2 separate regions of the Mus musculus genome follow, and region 1 is linked to region 2. A link is a loop called in an ENCODE intact Hi-C map of the cell type or tissue named here. Cell type or tissue: gastrocnemius. All regions are shown on one strand. Links, peaks and the distances in the headings refer to the core of each region. The heading gives the core; the rest is flanking DNA. Region 1 overlaps Aifm2 (apoptosis-inducing factor, mitochondrion-associated 2). Region 2 overlaps Ppa1 (pyrophosphatase (inorganic) 1).

Evidence for each region. A loop is a pair of places that touch in the nucleus more often than their neighbours do. Peaks named below come from ENCODE experiments on the same cell type or tissue, not always from the same donor. Only the 100,000 strongest peaks of a DNase experiment are listed, where the experiment ranks them.
Region 1: a loop joins it to region 2, with 2.9 times the contacts of the local background. A loop is called at or near these places in 2 of 42 quality-filtered maps.

What each region holds. Positions count from the first base shown.
Region 1 is chr10:61,730,044-61,738,376 of GRCm38, forward strand. It overlaps Aifm2 (apoptosis-inducing factor, mitochondrion-associated 2), which reads left to right. Exons shown (of 10, transcript NM_001284300.1): 6 at 2,280-2,388; 7 at 4,234-4,386; 8 at 5,415-5,615; 9 at 6,540-6,715. The coding sequence ends at 6,691. Among named protein-coding and RNA genes, the nearest start is that of Aifm2, 19 kb to the left of the region's middle. In gastrocnemius, for the core only: a CTCF peak has its summit at 4,624 (motif pointing left); no DNase peak of the experiment used is centred there.
Region 2 is chr10:61,666,693-61,675,025 of GRCm38, forward strand. It overlaps Ppa1 (pyrophosphatase (inorganic) 1), which reads left to right. Exons shown (of 11, transcript NM_026438.4): 7 at 219-346; 8 at 893-978; 9 at 3,726-3,795; 10 at 5,699-5,741; 11 at 7,127-7,473. The coding sequence ends at 7,158. It overlaps 1700022H01Rik (RIKEN cDNA 1700022H01 gene), which reads right to left. Exons shown (of 2, transcript NR_126477.1): 2 at 7,835-8,333. Among named protein-coding and RNA genes, the nearest start is that of Sar1a, 9.4 kb to the right of the region's middle. In gastrocnemius, for the core only: a CTCF peak has its summit at 4,282 (motif pointing right); no DNase peak of the experiment used is centred there; H3K27ac peaks cover 248 bases.

The sequences.
Region 1 (8,333 bases), core at 41-8,040, 63 kb after region 2:
TTTGGATCTGCAGGATGAGACAGTGAGACACACTTGACCTGCCTTGTGCTTCTGAAACTTCAAGACCCAAACCCAGTGACACACTTCCTCCAACAATGCCACAGTCCCTATGAGTCTATGGGGCCATTTTCATTCAAACTACCGCACTTAACCATTGCCGAGTTACCTACCACAAAGGATGTTTTAAAGGACACAGATGGGGCTGGAGAGATGACTGTGTGGTTGAGAGCTCATCCTGCTCTTGCAGAGGACCCAGGTTTGGTTCTCAGCACCCACATCTGAGACTCACACTGCCAGTAACTCCAGCAGATTCCCGGGGATCTGATCTGATGCCCTCTTCTGGACTCAACAGGCACTGCACTCACATGCACTAGCCACAAACAGACACCTATACACATAACTAAAAATTAAGAATGCCTTTTAAGACTGCCGGGTGGTGGTGGCGCATGCCTTTAATCCCAGCACTTGGGAAGCAGAGGCAGGCGGATTGCTGAGTTCAAGGCCAGCCTGGTCTACAAAGTGAGTTCCAGGACAGCCAAGGCTACACAGAGAAACCCTGTCTGGGGGGGGGGTAGGGGGGAAGCCTTTTAAGGACATCAATGAACAGCCAGATAAAGAGGGCCCAAGCACAGGGCCCTCTTTCTCCCTGACGTTGGGGTGTGCCATATGGACATGGTTATGCATGTTGAGGCTCTCCAGGCCCTGGAGGGAATCTTTGAAGGCTTTGTTGGGGAGCCATGATGAACCGTGGAACTCCCAACTCTAGCCCCCGTCTGCCTCCTGGAGATTGGGGAAGGGATTGGAAGCTCCCATCGTGGTTTGACTCTGAGGCTGCTGTCTCATCAGAACGAAGGATGAGCCCATCACTCAGGAAATTCCAAGACATTCAGCAGTTTTATCATTCAGAGAATCACGAAGATCTCAGAAGCTCTGGGTTGGGAGTTGCAGCCGATTATCAGAATCCATGGCGTTCCCAGCACTGGAAGGGCTTAAGAGCTCTGTGTCTGCAACCGGGGACAGATGGGGTTATTCTTGCCATGCCTCAGGGGTAAAGATTGAAGTAGTACATTTCAACTAATTATGTATAAGATCTATGTTGTATTGGTAGGCATGGAAGAGTCCTACAGAAGCCACCCACCCATCATTGTGGGATTGGCATGTGCTGAGTTACCATGTATGTATATATATAGTATATGAGTACACTGTAGCTGTCAGACACACCAGAAGAGGGCATTGGATTCCATTACAGATGGTTGTGAGCCACCATGTGGTTGCTGGGAATTGAACTCAGGACCTCCGGAAGAGCAGTCAGTGCTCTTAACCTCTGAGCCATCTCTCAGCCCCTCTTTATCATATTTTTATTTAGAGCCAAGCATAGTGGCACAAACCTTTTTTTTCCAGCACTCAGGAGGCACAGGCAGGAGCATCTCTGTGAGTTTGAGGCCAATCAGGTCTACCTAGCTAGTTCCGGGACAGCTAGGGCTACATAGAGCAGTGGCTCTCAACCTTCCGAATGCTGTGACCCTTTAATATAGTTCCTCATGTTGTGGTGACCCCCCCACCCCCAACCATAAAATTATTTTCATTGCTGCTTCCTAATTGTAATTTTGCTATTATATGACTCGTCATGTAAATATATAATATTTCTGATGGTCTGAGTTGATCCCTAAGGGTTGTGACCCACAGGGTGAACACCACTAACACAGAGAGATCCTGTCTCAAAATACAAAATAAAATAATTTAAAAGTTTTACTTAGTTGGGTGGTGGTGGCACATGCTTTTAATCCCAGCACTTGGGAGACAGAGGCATGCAGATCTCTGAGTTTGAGGATAGCCTGGTCTACAGAGCTTCAGGACAGTCGGGGCTACACAGAGAAACCCTGTCTTGAAAAACCTAGATAGATAAATAGATAGATAGATAGATAGATAGATAGGTAGATAGACAAACAAACAAATAAATAAGTAGAACTTGTGTTAGTGTTGCTATCAGCCTGGTATTCACATTGGAATGCCAGCAGCTTATATAGTGATTATACAGTTTTGTATCCTGAAGGAATTGTCTGTTTGCCTTAGGTGAGGCATTGTACAGAGACACGTGGGTCTCTGGTTTAGGGGCACCGAGTTCTGAGTACTGAGATGTGGGCTGCGGCCCTGAACCCTGCAGAGATCATAGCTGATGCTCTGTCTCCTCAGTATTAGATGGGAAGTCGGAGAGAGGACTCGGAGGCTTCCCGCTCAAGCCCTGTGGGTTTGTTTGTTTGTTTGTTTGTCTGTCCCAGGTCACTCTTATCCACTCCAGAGTACCCCTGGCCGACAAGGAACTCCTGCCCTGTGTGCGGCAGGAAGTGAAGGAGATCCTCCTCCGGAAGGGTGTGCAGCTGCTGCTGAGTACGTGAGAGGTCACCCGTCCTGCCCAGCCAACCCCAGCCCCTTTCCTCAAGTGCTGATGTACTGCCCAGAGCCCCAGCCATGGCCGACCGGCCGGCTGGGCTCCCTCCTTCCCACTGTATCTGGGAGCAGCAGGACGACTCAGGCATCAGAGCTGGCTTGAGCTGTGTCCAGCTGGAGTCCCAGGGTGCAGCAGTTCCCCGCTGTAGCTTAGGAACAGGACAGGTGGATGCTATTTACTGAATGAGTTAAGTCTTCCAAAGATCGGCCCTTGTTTTCATTTTTGATGTCTCAGTGGAAGAGGGAACAGACTTGTAATCTGAGGCATTACATGTGTCTGTCTCTTCCTTCCTTCCTTCCTTCCTTCCTTCCTTCCTTCCTTCCTTCCTTCCTTCCTTCCTTCCTTCCTTTTTTTTCTTTCTTTCCCTCTTCCTTTCAGTTTTTTGAGACAGGGTTTCTCTGTGTAGCCCTGGCTGTCCTGGAACTCACTTTGTAGACCAGGCTGGCCTCAAACTCAGAGATCTGCCTGCCTCTGCCCTCCTGAGTACTGGGACTAAAGGTGTGTGCCATCACCACCCTGATTTTTGGGTGTGGCTTTTTGTCCAGAGCAGGAAGGGACAGAGCTTCCCAGCATTTGGAGTGGGATGGCACCTGGGTGTTGCCTTCCTGTTCTCTTAGAAGGCTGTGAGGTGGTTGCCGTGGAAACCCCTCTCAGCTATCACAGCCTCCGTTGTTAACTGGTCATGGAGGATAGGAAGCACTTTACTTCCAGACAGGTTTCCTCATTTTCTCTTCTGTTTGCCATCCATCCATCCATCCATCCATCCATCTCTGAGTCTCACATAGCATCCATCCATCTATCCATCTATCTACCGCTGAGTTTCACCTAGCATCCATCCATCCATCCATCTATTCGTTCTTTAAAATTTATTTTATGTGTGTGTATGTTTTTTAAAGAGAATTTTATTTTATTTTATTTTATTTTTAAGATTAGCTGTCTTCAGACACACCAGAAGAGGGCGTCAGATCTCATTACAGATGGTTGTGAGCCACCATGTGGTTGCTGGGATTTGAACTCAGGACCTCTGAAAGAACAGCAGTGCTCTTAACCGCTGAGCCATCTCTCCAGCCCCTGTGTGAATGTTTTGTCTGTGTACCTAGAGTGTACCCAGAGCCTATGGAGGCCAGAGGAAGGAATCAGATCCCCTTGAACTGGAGTTGAGTTACAGATGGTTTTTATCTTCTGTTTGGATGGTGGGAGTCAAACCTGGATCCCCTGGAAGAGTACCAGTGTTCTTAACCACTGAGCCCTCTTCCCAGCCCTTCCGTATATATGAATATTTTATTTTGAGAAAGAGTATATCATGTATGTAGTTCAGGCTGGCCTTGTGGCCTTAAACTGTATAGCCAAGAAGAACTTTGAGCATCTCATCTTCCTGTCTCTGTTTCCAGAGTACTGGCATACACTCTGCTTAGTTGATGTGGCATTGGGTATAGACACAGGGCTTTCTGCATGCTCTACAAGCCTCCTGCCAACGGAGTCCTTTCTCTGCTTTCTGGTGGATGCTGTACGGAGAGGCCTTCTGCTTAGGATGTGCGAGCTGCCATTCCGAGAAGGAAGGGGCCTTCCACTGAGTCCTGTTTCCTAGAACTCGGGAAGCTTGGCTTGGCTTCCCCCTCGCAGCTTCCTGGAACTTCCCTCCAGATGGACCCCTTGGGGACAGACGTCCAGATCCTGCTGCTCAGGAGAGTGGACGGAGGGAGTCATGAGGGACGACTTTTCCCTTGGTCCACCACGGGGTGTGCTGTCCTCTGTCAGCTTCCTGTCACGGAACCCTCCCACAGGTGAGCGGGTGAGCAACCTGGAGGAACTGCCTCGCAATGAGTATCGGGAGTACATCAAGGTGGAGACAGACAAGGGCACGGAGGTGGCCACCAACATGGTGATTGTGTGCAATGGGATCAAGATCAACAGCTCTGCCTACCGCAGTGCATTTGGTGAGTGAGTGGCCCAGAGGTTGTTGCTCCCTAAGCTGCCCTGGCATTTGCAGACACACCATAGTCCTTGCCACCTGAACCAGCACTCCGTGTCTCCTCCTTTTATCCCAGAAGTTCATTAGACCTTGAACTTTAAATTCAGGTGAGCCAAGCCCAGCTGTTCCTCCCCCCTTCTCTCACCCACACCCCCCTTGGAGGCCAGAATCCTCCCCTTCCAGGTGAGTGCTTCCCCCTAGTGGCGAGAGATAGGAACAGGCTTCAGAGAGGTGAGAATGGCCTCTTTTCTTGATGCTTTCATTGAGGAAGCCCAGGAAGTCCCAGGTCAGGCTTTTCTCCATCCACAGGTACGCTGCTCTCTCCAAATCCAGATCCAAGCATCGGGCCACTTCATTCTGAACCTCCCTTTGGGGGAGTCGGAACCTTAATATGGCCTCATCTCTCAAAGTTCAGTAGTTAGACAGTGGACCGATGCATGTTTAAGCATCTACATAGGAGAGTAAGACTCAGGGGCCAAGCTCCATGGTTACTCTGCATCTCCAGGTACCTGTCATTTTTCCACTGTCGAGCATCCTTCCCTGACCAGTCTCAGCCAGATCCAACAGGAAGTTAGTTTTCAATCCAGAAGGAAGCCAGTCCACAGGGGTAGTGGGCAGAAATCCCAGGGTTTAATGTCTCATTATCCTAATGTATTTCCAAAGATAAGTTCTTTTCAACCCCTATAAGGGAAGCTGTTTGTCGTTTAGAAAAGGCCTGTGTGTATTCTGAAATTCCCATGGATGTTCCAAAGACAGTTAGAGACTTGGGAAGCCGGGGGACTTGTAGTGAGCTCCCTGGCTTTCCAGTGATCTGCCTCTGTTCTTGTGGGTTAGGCTTGCTTCGGCAGGCAGGGTCTTGGGTGGGGACTTCAGGCTGGATGACGGCAGGTGGGGGTGCCATTTCTTAGCACATACCTCCAAAGTGACTGAACCCACACCCTGTACTCATGCAATTCCGGAGGCGACTTAACGTGGTGTCATCTTGCCCAGCAGAGAGTAGGCTGGCTAGCAATGGTGCTCTGAAAGTGAACGAGTTCCTCCAGGTGGAAGGTTACAGCAATATTTATGCCATTGGTGACTGTGCCGATACCAAGGAGCCCAAGATGGCCTACCACGCTGGCCTGCATGCCAATGTTGCCGTGGCCAACATCGTCAACTCCATGAAGCAGAGGCCACTCAAAGCTTACAAGCCAGGTGAGGAAAGCCTGTTTATGTTTGTTGGTTTGGGATTAGACATGCGAAAGGCTTTGGGGCCTTACTCTCCTAGTAGATGCTTAAACATGCATCAGTCCACTAGCTTAACTACCCAACTTTAAGAGATGAGGCCTGGGCTGGAGGGATATCTCAGCAGTTAAGAGCACTCTTCCAAATGTCCTGAGTTCAATTCCCAGGAACCACATGGTGGCTCACAGCCATCTATAATGGGATCTGATGCCTTCTTCTAAGAACAGCTATAGTGTACTCACATAAATATAACAAATCTTTTAAAAAAATAAAAAAAAGAGAGATGAGGCCATATTAAGGTCCCGACTGCCCCAAGGGAGGGTCAGAACGAAGTGGCCCAGTGCTATAACATGAATTACCACCAGACTGCAGGTCTCCGCACAAAGCCTCTTTAAAACCAAACATGCTTTTGGCTGTAGCTCCCTGGTAGAATTCTTGCCTGGCACACTGAAGCCCCGGGTTTCACTGACAGTATTGCTAACAAAAGAGGCTGGGGGAGATGGCTCAGTCAGTAAAGTACTTAAAAAGCAGGGGCCTAGTTTGATGCCTAGAACACGTGTTAAGAAAAAGACAAAAAACTGGGCCTTGTGGTCAGGAAACAAAAAAAAATCCAGCTTTAAAAAAAAATGTGAATGTCACCTGAAGAATGATAGCCCAGGTTGTCTCCTGATCTGCACCACACAAGCACACACACCAAACATCTGATTTGCTTTCTTAAAGGGTATGCATGGTTGGTGTACACACACACACACACACACACACACACACACACACACACACACGACTTGCTTTCCTAAAAGGTATTATGCATGGCTGCCTGCTGGAGTCTCAAACATCAGGCCTGCATCCCTCAAGCACTCAAGCATCGTCTTGCTGTGTGTGTCTGCCTCCCAGGTGCGCTGACATTCCTCCTGTCCATGGGCAGAAATGATGGCGTGGGTCAGATCAGTGGCTTCTACGTAGGCCGCCTCATGGTGCGGCTGGCCAAGAGCAGGGACCTTCTCATCTCCACAAGCTGGAAAACCATGCGGCAGTCTCCACCGTGACAGGGAGGCTGCGTGGGAGTCGAGGTACCGCTCGGAGGGGTGACAGACTGCTTGACAAAGGACACCCTTCTGACAGGTGCCAAGGGCGGAGCTCTTTGTCTGGATCGTGGTGTCAGTCATGTGCTGGCTGGAAATACATTTTGAGTAAAGCCAGAAATGAGAGACAGAGAGTAAAGGGTGGGGGGAGGCATTAAAAAAAGAACAATTAGCCTAGAAGATTCGTTCCGGGTTTGGAAGGTCTGCCTGCAGCTGTGCTAGCTAAAGGGTGTTGGGGAGGCAGAGGGAGCTCCCCTACTGCAGGCTTCTGTCTGTGTGTGCACATGAAAGCATCAGGCTTTGGGAGAACTGTTCAGAGCTCTTGTTGGGCAGAGCTGGGCTCCTCTAGTTGGCTCCTCATCTGTAGTATAGTAAAGAGAGCCCACAGCACGAGACCAAGGAGGGGTGCTGGGGTGGGGGAGCCTGTATATCTTACAGCAAGTACGTTATTAACTGAGGCCTTTTGTTACTCTATGATTAGCACCCCCCCTTCCTCTCTCTCTCCTTCCCTCCTAACAACACTCACACAGCATGAGTGCAGAATCTCTCTCTGCCCCCCACCATGTCTACCTACATTATTCAGATTGGCCTAGAACTCCTGAGTTCAGGTAATGCTCCTGTCTCAGTCTTTTCTGGTACCTTGGGCCCATCTTTAACCTTCATGAGCCTTTATCTCCATATCCGGCTTGCCTGTGTGTCATAGGTGCATGTACGAAGAGTCAGACAAAATTCCCCTCTAGCTCACCCATCCGTTGCTGAAATCTCTTTGGGAAGGTGGGGGAGATATAAGCCACATCTGCCCCTTCTCCTAAGGTCTCACTGACAAACTGAGGCAGGGTTCTGTCAGACTTTACTCCAAGGAACCAGTGAGTGTCATTAAAGCAGAGTGGTGTATAACAGGTGGTAGGGCGCCACTGGATACACAGATGAGAGTCTCCTGGTCCTTGACACCACTCCACAATCAGATAAAATCAGTCAGCAAGGCCAGCTGGGACAACCCTTTTAAAAGGGGGAACAGCTGAACACCTCCACCCCCCTCTGGGCTGGTGGTTGCTTGCTTCTGAGGACAGTCACTCAAATACTACCCCAACAGGGTGAAGTTTATGTCTAGAGAGGCTGAGCCTGGCTGGGTGCAGGAATCCAGGGATGGAGACCTGTGATTTGGGGAGGGTACTGGCTGCTTGATCGCCAAAGACCAGATGGGCATCTCTGGATGGTACCTAGTGGTTTCCAGGTTACTAACAGGCTGCTGTTAGTGGGTGGGGAGCTGTGCTGCTCATTTCCTGGCCAGCTCCTGTCACTTGGGCCCTCCTGGGTCACCATGTCCGCTATAGATTGCTAAGGTGTATGAAGTATTTGAAGGACTTCTCTATCCAAGTAGGGAGTAGCCACTTGTGCATGGCCTAAGTTCAATGTCTATAGCAGAAGAGACTGGGAGTCCACTCCAGTAGATTTCGGCATGGTTCACCCTCCCCTGCCTCTTCCAGCTTGCTTTGGCCTTGGCCTTTGGTTATAGGTGGCAAGAGTCCTTGAGATACCAGCATCTCTGGTGCTTCCAGCCCATCCCCATTTGGGCTGTGACCAAGGTCTGTTCCAGACTGGAGTT
Region 2 (8,333 bases), core at 79-8,078:
GTTAGTCAGGCTTGGTCGCTCTCTTCAGTTCTTAATGTCAAAGCTACTCAAAGATGCAGGATGAATTTTTTTTTTTTAATTTTTAAAGTGTTCTTTTCTCAGCTTTAATATTATCTTGGACTTCTTTACAATTTTCCCTGTATATCTCAATGTAAACTTGATATTTTTGACGAATGCCTAAATACTCATTGTGCGATGTGTCGGGTTTCTTTCCTTAGATATTTCTGATGTCGAACGGCTAAAACCCGGCTATTTAGAAGCTACTGTTGATTGGTTTAGAAGGTATAAGGTTCCTGATGGAAAACCAGAAAATGAGTTTGCATTCAATGCAGAATTTAAAAACAAGGTATTGTGTCTTTTTAAACCTGTGGCTTTAGAGCATTTGTATCGGGACTTAGTATTTTACTATGTTGTTCCCATGTAAAGGTTCATGAGAGAAAGGGCCAGGGGTATGTTTCCATGGTATGTATAAGTTCTTGTGTAGTGTATGTAAGACCCTGGGCTCCGTCCCTAGCACTAACCCTCCCAGAATTACCCATGAAACCTGCAGTACGGGGCTCCTTTCCACCAGTTGAACCTAACAGTTTACGTGAAGTCCCACTGTTCGATAGACTCACTGATTTACTGGAAGACATTTTTATAAAACGCAGCAATTTTTAAAAACCACGAAAGCTGAAAAGACAGTTTTGTAAGGGGTGGGGGATTCTAAAGATGCAAGGCAGTCTTGGCCTTTTATTTATATAAAGGAAATATATCTTCCCTTCTTAACAAAATTTCCTTTGGTTAAATTACTTCCTGACTTAAAAAAAAAATAGTATCGAGTTTTGGGTTATGTAAGTGGTAAGAAGAGACCTCCTTATATACTGTCCTAACGCCTGTCTTCAACTTACAGGACTTTGCAGTTGACATTATTAAAAGCACCCACGATTATTGGAAAGCATTAGTGACTAAGAAAACAGATGGGAAAGGAATCAGTTGGTAAGTGTTAACTCTCCTTTTCTGTGCCTTTAACACAGCTTGCAGCAGACATTCTACTGATTGTAATGTTACCAGTGGTAAGAGTAAAACAGGTGTTTCCAGACTCCTTGCCTCTTACTCACAGATCTAAATAAAACAAGAACACACACAGATTTGCAAAAATAGCAAAGAATGTCTGTTTAGAGTGGAGCTGTGGTACAGATTAGAAAGGGATTGCACGGTCTTGTTAGATTAGGGCATATCTTCTATTGGGCACGGTCCTTCCCACAATCCTGTGCGTGACGAATTATGCATAGTCATAAGATGCTAAGTGGGGGATTCTCTCTAAAACTGGGGTTATTAGAGGACACAGTTTCCCCGTTTCCCCTCAGCCCCACCCCCACCCCCTCACCGAGCCAAACCAGTTCAAGACAAATTGCTTTTCCATCCTTAACATAGGATACATTGAAATATACTTGAATATAGACTGTCTCTATTTAATGCTTGTTAGGGGCAGAGAAGGTTAGACAATAGTTAGGTGTCATTTTCACAGAGGGGATACAGTGCTCAAACATATAAGTAGCTAGGTTGCCAATACAGTATTAGCAAGGCAGGTGGTGCATACAAACCGCCTAGACTCTCAGGCATACTGTTGTTCCCATACCTGCTTGCTTCTCTATACTCTTGGATTTATATAGAAAAAAAATCTAAAAAAGAGTTAGTGTTTGTAAGATGATTCAGTTGGTTGCTGCACAAACCTGATGATCAGAGTCCCAGCCCTGAGAACTCCACAGTTTTCCTCTGACCTGCATGTGAGCCATAGCATGGTCATTTCCAGATATGCACAGATTGTGCACATGCTTGCACACACACACAATAATAAATATAAATAAATAAATGAATAAATAAATCAATCAAGCTGGGTATGGTAGTACATACCTTTATTCCACACAATAGAGAGGCAGAGGCAGGCAGGTTTATGTGAGTTTAAAGTAGTTGGCCAACCAAGGCTACATAGTGAGACCCTTTCTCAACAAATAAATAAAATAAAAATGGATTATGCTAGTGTTTCTATTCAGGTTTATTCATCAGCAACTTAAACTGCCCGTAAGATCCTCTCTACGAGGGCTGGAGGGTTAATAGCACTTGGCGCTCTTCAACTTTGGTTACCGGACCTCGGGAGGCTCATAACTGTCTAACTCCAGTTTCCTAGGATCCTGTACTTCTGGCCTCCTCGGGCTCCTGCCCTCACATAGCTACATACACATAATCAAAAGTAATGAAAATAAATGTTTATAAAATCCTCTTTAAACAAATAGAAACGACATTCATCTGGGTACTGAGGTCAAAGCTTGTGAGCTAGCATCAGGGCGCATCAGCTAAAGGTGTGCATGCCTTGCCATCTCAGATATGAATAGGTAATGTGGGAGCTGGGCAGGGGTGGAGAGTGTATCTTCTCTTCAGACTGCCTGGAGGACCATCAACACTGCTTCATGCACACTTTTTGAAAACAACGTTCCAGAGAAACAAACTGCTGTCTCAGAACAGTGGACCCCGTGTGTCTGAAGGGTGGGAGGCTAGTGTCCTTTCCGCCATGATTCTTAGAGTTGGTGGGACAGCATATACCATACCTCAGTGGCTGTGGCTTCATTTCCCAGAAAGCACGGTTGGCTGCATTCCAGTCAGGTTTGCCCGTCTCCCTGTGGACCAGCAATCTGAAGAGTCCCTGCCGAGCTGTCTGGGCTCAGGGTTTATTAACTGTTCTAACTGCCGTGTGTAGAGCAGTCTTTGCCAGGATCTTATGCTCACTGAACTTACTCCCACTCATAATAATAGTTATGTTAATTGAGCAATTAATACTTGCCAAACATGAAAAAGATATTGGCCGTGAGCCTAGCCAGAGTCACTCCAGAATAACTGTCGGCTCGTTGTCTTGAAAACACCAGGGTTCAGGTCCTAGTGCTGGGGAAACTAACAAAAAAAAGCAAAAGCAAAATGTGGGCTTCAAGATAGCTCATCAGGTAAAGGCTCTTGCTGCCAAGAGTAGCTCCCATAAATTGTTCTCTAACCTCTATAAACACTGTGGTATGTGTGTGTAGCTACACACACACACACACACACAAAACAGATAAATTTTTTAAAGGGATTTAAAAGGCCTTAATCAGTCATAATTTATAAAAAGCTTATTTGTCTTAAGTCCCTGTTTTATTGTTCTGAAGAGACACCATGACCAAGACAACTCTTATCATTATAAAAGGAAATACTTAACTAGGGGCTTGCTTATAGTTTCAGAGGTCCACTATGGTAGCACACATGGCATTGGAACAAGAGCTGAGAGCTACATCCTGATCCACAGGCCAAGTGAGAACTGGGCCCAGTATAGGCTTTGAAGCCTCAGATCCCAATCCCAGTGACACACTTCCTCCAACAAGGCCACACACACCCCAATAAGCCACACCTAATTTTGCCACTCCCTGATGACTAAGCACTCAAATACATCTAAGAGAGCCAAAGTGGGGGGGGGGGAGAGACAGATTAACTCAATGTAGGAAAGCTAGAAGTTTAGTTGCTAAAAAATACACAGTCTTAGTCATAAATTTCAAATTCAGCTCTGAGGCTGAGTAGCTGAGTTGGTGCAGTGCTTGCCTGGAATACACAAAGCCCTAGACTCCACCCCCAGTGTTGCATAAGCCAGGTCTGGTTTTTTAAAATTTTGAGAAGGCTTTATTGTTCGTTTGTGTTCTGATTATGTTCATTTCATTCAATAGCATGAACACCACGGTGTCGGAGAGCCCCTTCAAGTGCGATCCTGATGCTGCCAAAGCCATTGTGGATGCTGTACGTAATGCTTGCTTGCTTTGAAACAGTGCGGTGGCTGAGCGATAGGGTCCTCCAAGGGAAGAAATACTTGCTGCAACAAGTATTTGGGTGTCTTTCATGTGCACATTACTGTGTGACATCTGAAGGTCAGAACTCTGAGCACAGACAAATAGATGCTTGAGGGGAAAACTGAAGACTGGTGCTGGCCCACCCGAAGCAGAGTAGATAACTTGTAAAAACCAGAGTGATGGGTCGCACAGTGTACTTAGCCCAGGAGCCCATCACTGTCAAACCATCTTCTACAAGACACCACGTAGGAAGCTAGTTGAGTTGTGTGGAGCTAAGACAGGGAGTAAGCACACTTGAGGATCCCTGAGGGGACGGATAGGACACCAGCACCTCCAGCAGCACCTTGCTGTTAGGGGAATAATTACTATTATTATCATTGAATTTAATGTATGAGTGCTCTGCTGTGTATACACTTCCAGGCCAGAAGAGGGCATCAGATCCCCTTACAGATGGTTATGAGCCACCATGTGGTTGCTGAGAATTGAACTCAGGACCTCCGGAAGAGGTTAACAGATAGCAGCCAAAATACCCATACATATAAAATTAAGTAATTCTTTTTTTAATTGAAATATTGTATTGAAAAAATTGTATATATTGATTGACCTCTTAGCAGATCACACCCTGTATTGTTCCTGTAAATTAATTTTAGAGCCAAGTGCTGTTAACTGATGAGCCATCTCTCCAGTTTTTTGAGTAGTAAGGCTGGCTTTGAAATGACAGCTCTGCCCACCCACCTCTGTGTACCAAGTGCTGGTATTAGTGGTGTGTATGTGGGCCACACTTGGCCCCTGTGCTTTTTTTTTTTTTTGTTGACTTAGAAAAGACTGAACTACATCATTTAAAAATTTGGGCTGGATGGATGGCTCAGTGGTTAAGATCACTTGCTGCTTCTGCAAAGGACCCACGTTCTGTTCCCAGCACCCAAGTAGAGCCTTACAACTAACCACCTGTCACTCTGGCTGCAAGGGGATCCCACCTAGGCACTTGTATGCACATGTCATACAGATATACATGTAGTAAAACACAGACATAAAATAAAAACAAGTCTTTTTCTTTCTTTTTTTTTTTTCATTTTTTTTTTCATTTATGCCATCAAAACTGGCAAATGGAAGAAAATGACCTCTGAGTTCCCACAGCCTCGCCAATGAGGATGACAAAGGAAAAGGACTTGTTGAGCCAGGGCATTTAGGTTCATCTTTGTTTCCACATGAATCCTGACAGTGAGATGAACAGGAAAAACAAAACTGGGCATAGTGGCTCCGGAGGCAGAGTCAGAAGGATAGCGCAAAAGAGTTCTCTGCTAGCTTGGGCCACACCTCAAAACCCTGTTTCAAAAAAAAAGGAGGGGGGTGGCTAGGGAAAATGGAATCATGATACATGCATGCTGGGTTTCTTTTATTTCAAAAACATTCTTACATGTGTGTCCCTAAGAGGCTCGAATCCAGGGACTGGAGAAATGGCTAAATGGGTAAGAGGACTTCCCTCCACAGGACGAGGGTTCAGTTCCCAGCATCCTTATGGTGGTCTAAAACCTTCCATAGCTCTAGTTCCAGGGGATCTGACTCCAGCTCCATAGCCACTAAGAATGTACGTGGTGCACATACACGATCAGGCTAAATATCCATGCACATAAGATTAAAGAGTTCTTTTTAAAAAAATAGAAATATTACATTGAACAAATTGTATATATTGACCTCTTATCAGCTCACACCCTCCATTGTTCCTATAAGTTATTTTTAGAGCCAAACAGGGACAATCTCCTGTTTGCATTGTTTCCCAATTCTGTCAGTATGCATTTAGCTTTCCCTCTTCAGGTAGGACTCTATTTTAATATTTTAATGTTCCATTTTAGTTGCCACCACCATGTGAATCTGCCTGCTCACTGCCGACAGATGGTAAGACTTGAATATACTAGAGTGATGTGTCTGTATGTAAATTATATGTGTGTGTATGTGTGTGTGTATATATATATATATATATACACATATACACACTACTTGACTAATATATTTTACTTGACATAAAATAAAAAATATATATTTTACTTGACAATAGTTATTTATACTTATAAGTTTGTTTTGATGTGTGTTTATAATTTGGAAATATTAAATCAAGTTAGGAAATGTATCCCCTCACATACTTATTTGTGGGCAAACATTTAAACCTTTAAAATATACAGTTGTAGCCACTTTCAAATACATAACGGGACCAGGAGGGTAGATTGATGTAGATGTGTGTGTAACATGCTGGAGGACCCGTGTTTATTTCCAGCAGCAGGAAGGAGAAATTCATAGGCAATGTGTTATTACTACAGTCACCATTCCATATTAAATAAATTCATAAAGCTCATTGCTCTGACCTGACATCCATGGTGTGCCCGCTGGTCAGCACCTTTCCCCTTCCTATCTAGCTGCCCTGGCTGCCCTCAGCCCCTGGCAACCCCTCTGTACAGTTCCACACATAGTAGGATTAGTCGCATTGTCTGCCTTTTGTGTCTGTCTTTATTTCCCTTGGCAGGCTATGTCAGCTATGCTAACGTTCCACAGTGCTTATGTGAGGGACACTGTACCCCACCTTTCCTTTTTCCTTCTTTCTTATTTTAGGGCACATTCTATCACCCTGGCCCCTCAGATTCCATGTGGACACTGTGGAAAGGACGCCTTATGGGCTGTGTTCTACATTCTCATCCAAACACTGCCTGCTTCATTCAGAAAAATGGCCCCGACCCGAGCCCTCTTTAGAAGGATTGCATACCTGCAATCCCAGCACTCTGGAACCTGAGGCTGGAGGGTCACAGGCTGAAGGCCAGTCCGTCTGGGTTACATAGCAAAACCCTGTCTGAAAAAAACAAAACAAACAAACAAAGAAGAGAAAAAGGAATCCATAAGTTTCTTCTGTTGAGAAAAGGGCCCTGCTGGCATGGTAGTGCGTGCCTTTAATCCCTGGTGTCCAAGAGTTTGGGGATGACCTGGGCTCCATAATGAGTTTCAAATCAGCTGAGACCATATGAAACCTCATCTCCACACAGGAAGGGAGAGGGTAGAGTGAGAAAGCCTTTGGCTAAACGCTGCTGAGTTCCAGCCCTGCAACTGTAACTTTGCATACGTGTTCTGGAAGTCTAGAGGAGGAGCCTTGCAGAGCAGTATATCTAGTATTCCTTGTTTGGCAAGCATTCTGAGTTACATCGCCAGCTTTTTCTTTGTTAGATGTTGATAATTTGGGTTTTTAACAGATTCCAATTTGTCTTTTTTTTTTTTTTTTTTTCCCCTTCTGGATACAGTGGATAAATGGTTCCATCAGCAGAAAAACTGAAGAGCTTCCTCTGGAACACGAGCTGTTACGGCCGCATCCTGTTCACCTGGAAGCATTAGATGCAAAAGATTTTCCAAGCTCTAAATTTCTGTAGCTCACCGAATGAAGTAGACTCTGCTGTGACTGGTCCACTAGTTCAGAACTGGTTCAGAAGGTTAGCCATCTAGACACCTCACATCTCAACCAAGACAGCTTTTATTAAACCTTAGCTCTCAAAGCCGTGGGGACATGGAAGTCATTTGTGCATGGATGTGCAGTGTGGACACCTATTGGATGTACATGTTTACTGTGTTAGGAAATAAAATTATTTTACTGAAACTTGGCTTAGGATAGTTTCTTATTCTGGAGCCAACATTCCCACACTGGCGTCGGTACTGTGTTTCTTTCCTACCAGTAGTCTTAGAATTCAGTTATATACTATTAAATAAAGACTGCACAGTGGTGCACACCTTTAATCCTTGTACTCATGAGGCACATGTAGGCAGAACTCTTGAGTTCAAGGCCAGCCTGGTCTACATTGCAAGTTAATATAACATTTCGAGTACCTGTTGAAAAAAAGCAAGCTGTTTGTAGGAATCTGAGAATGGAACCTCTTGCACATACAGAAGGCTTGTTCCATGTCTAGTTCCCAGCATCCCATTCGAAAGCAAAAACTTTTAAATTACTATTATGTTAGCAGACAGTGAAATCTTTACTGAAGGTGGAAGTCAACAATTACAATCTGCAATCAGTGAACTGAACCCTTAAGTCATTTGCCTTGCACCAAAGGTACCAGCCAGAACTGTTTTAGGTGAGTGAGTTCATGGCCTTTGGAGCTAGGAAATCCTCAGCTTGGATCCAGGCCTGTCTCATCAGCTCTGTACTCAGGCAAGCTACAGGCACTAACCCTGTTTCCTCGTCTCTAAAAGTGTCAGGTAGTGACCTATGGTACACACTCTCATTTATTTCACCTGAACTTTATTTTTATGTCTGTGGGTGTGCAGAGCTCTTGAAGACCACAGGCACAATGGAACCTGGAGCTTACTGACTGGGCTAGACTGGCTGGCCAGCAAGCCCTACGGGTCCTCATGTCTCCATCAGATGCACAGTAATGTCCCCTCGACTTTTTAATTTCACTTTTTGCCATGGCGAAGGATGGTAAGCATCTTTCATGTGCTTGTCTCTCATCTGTGTCT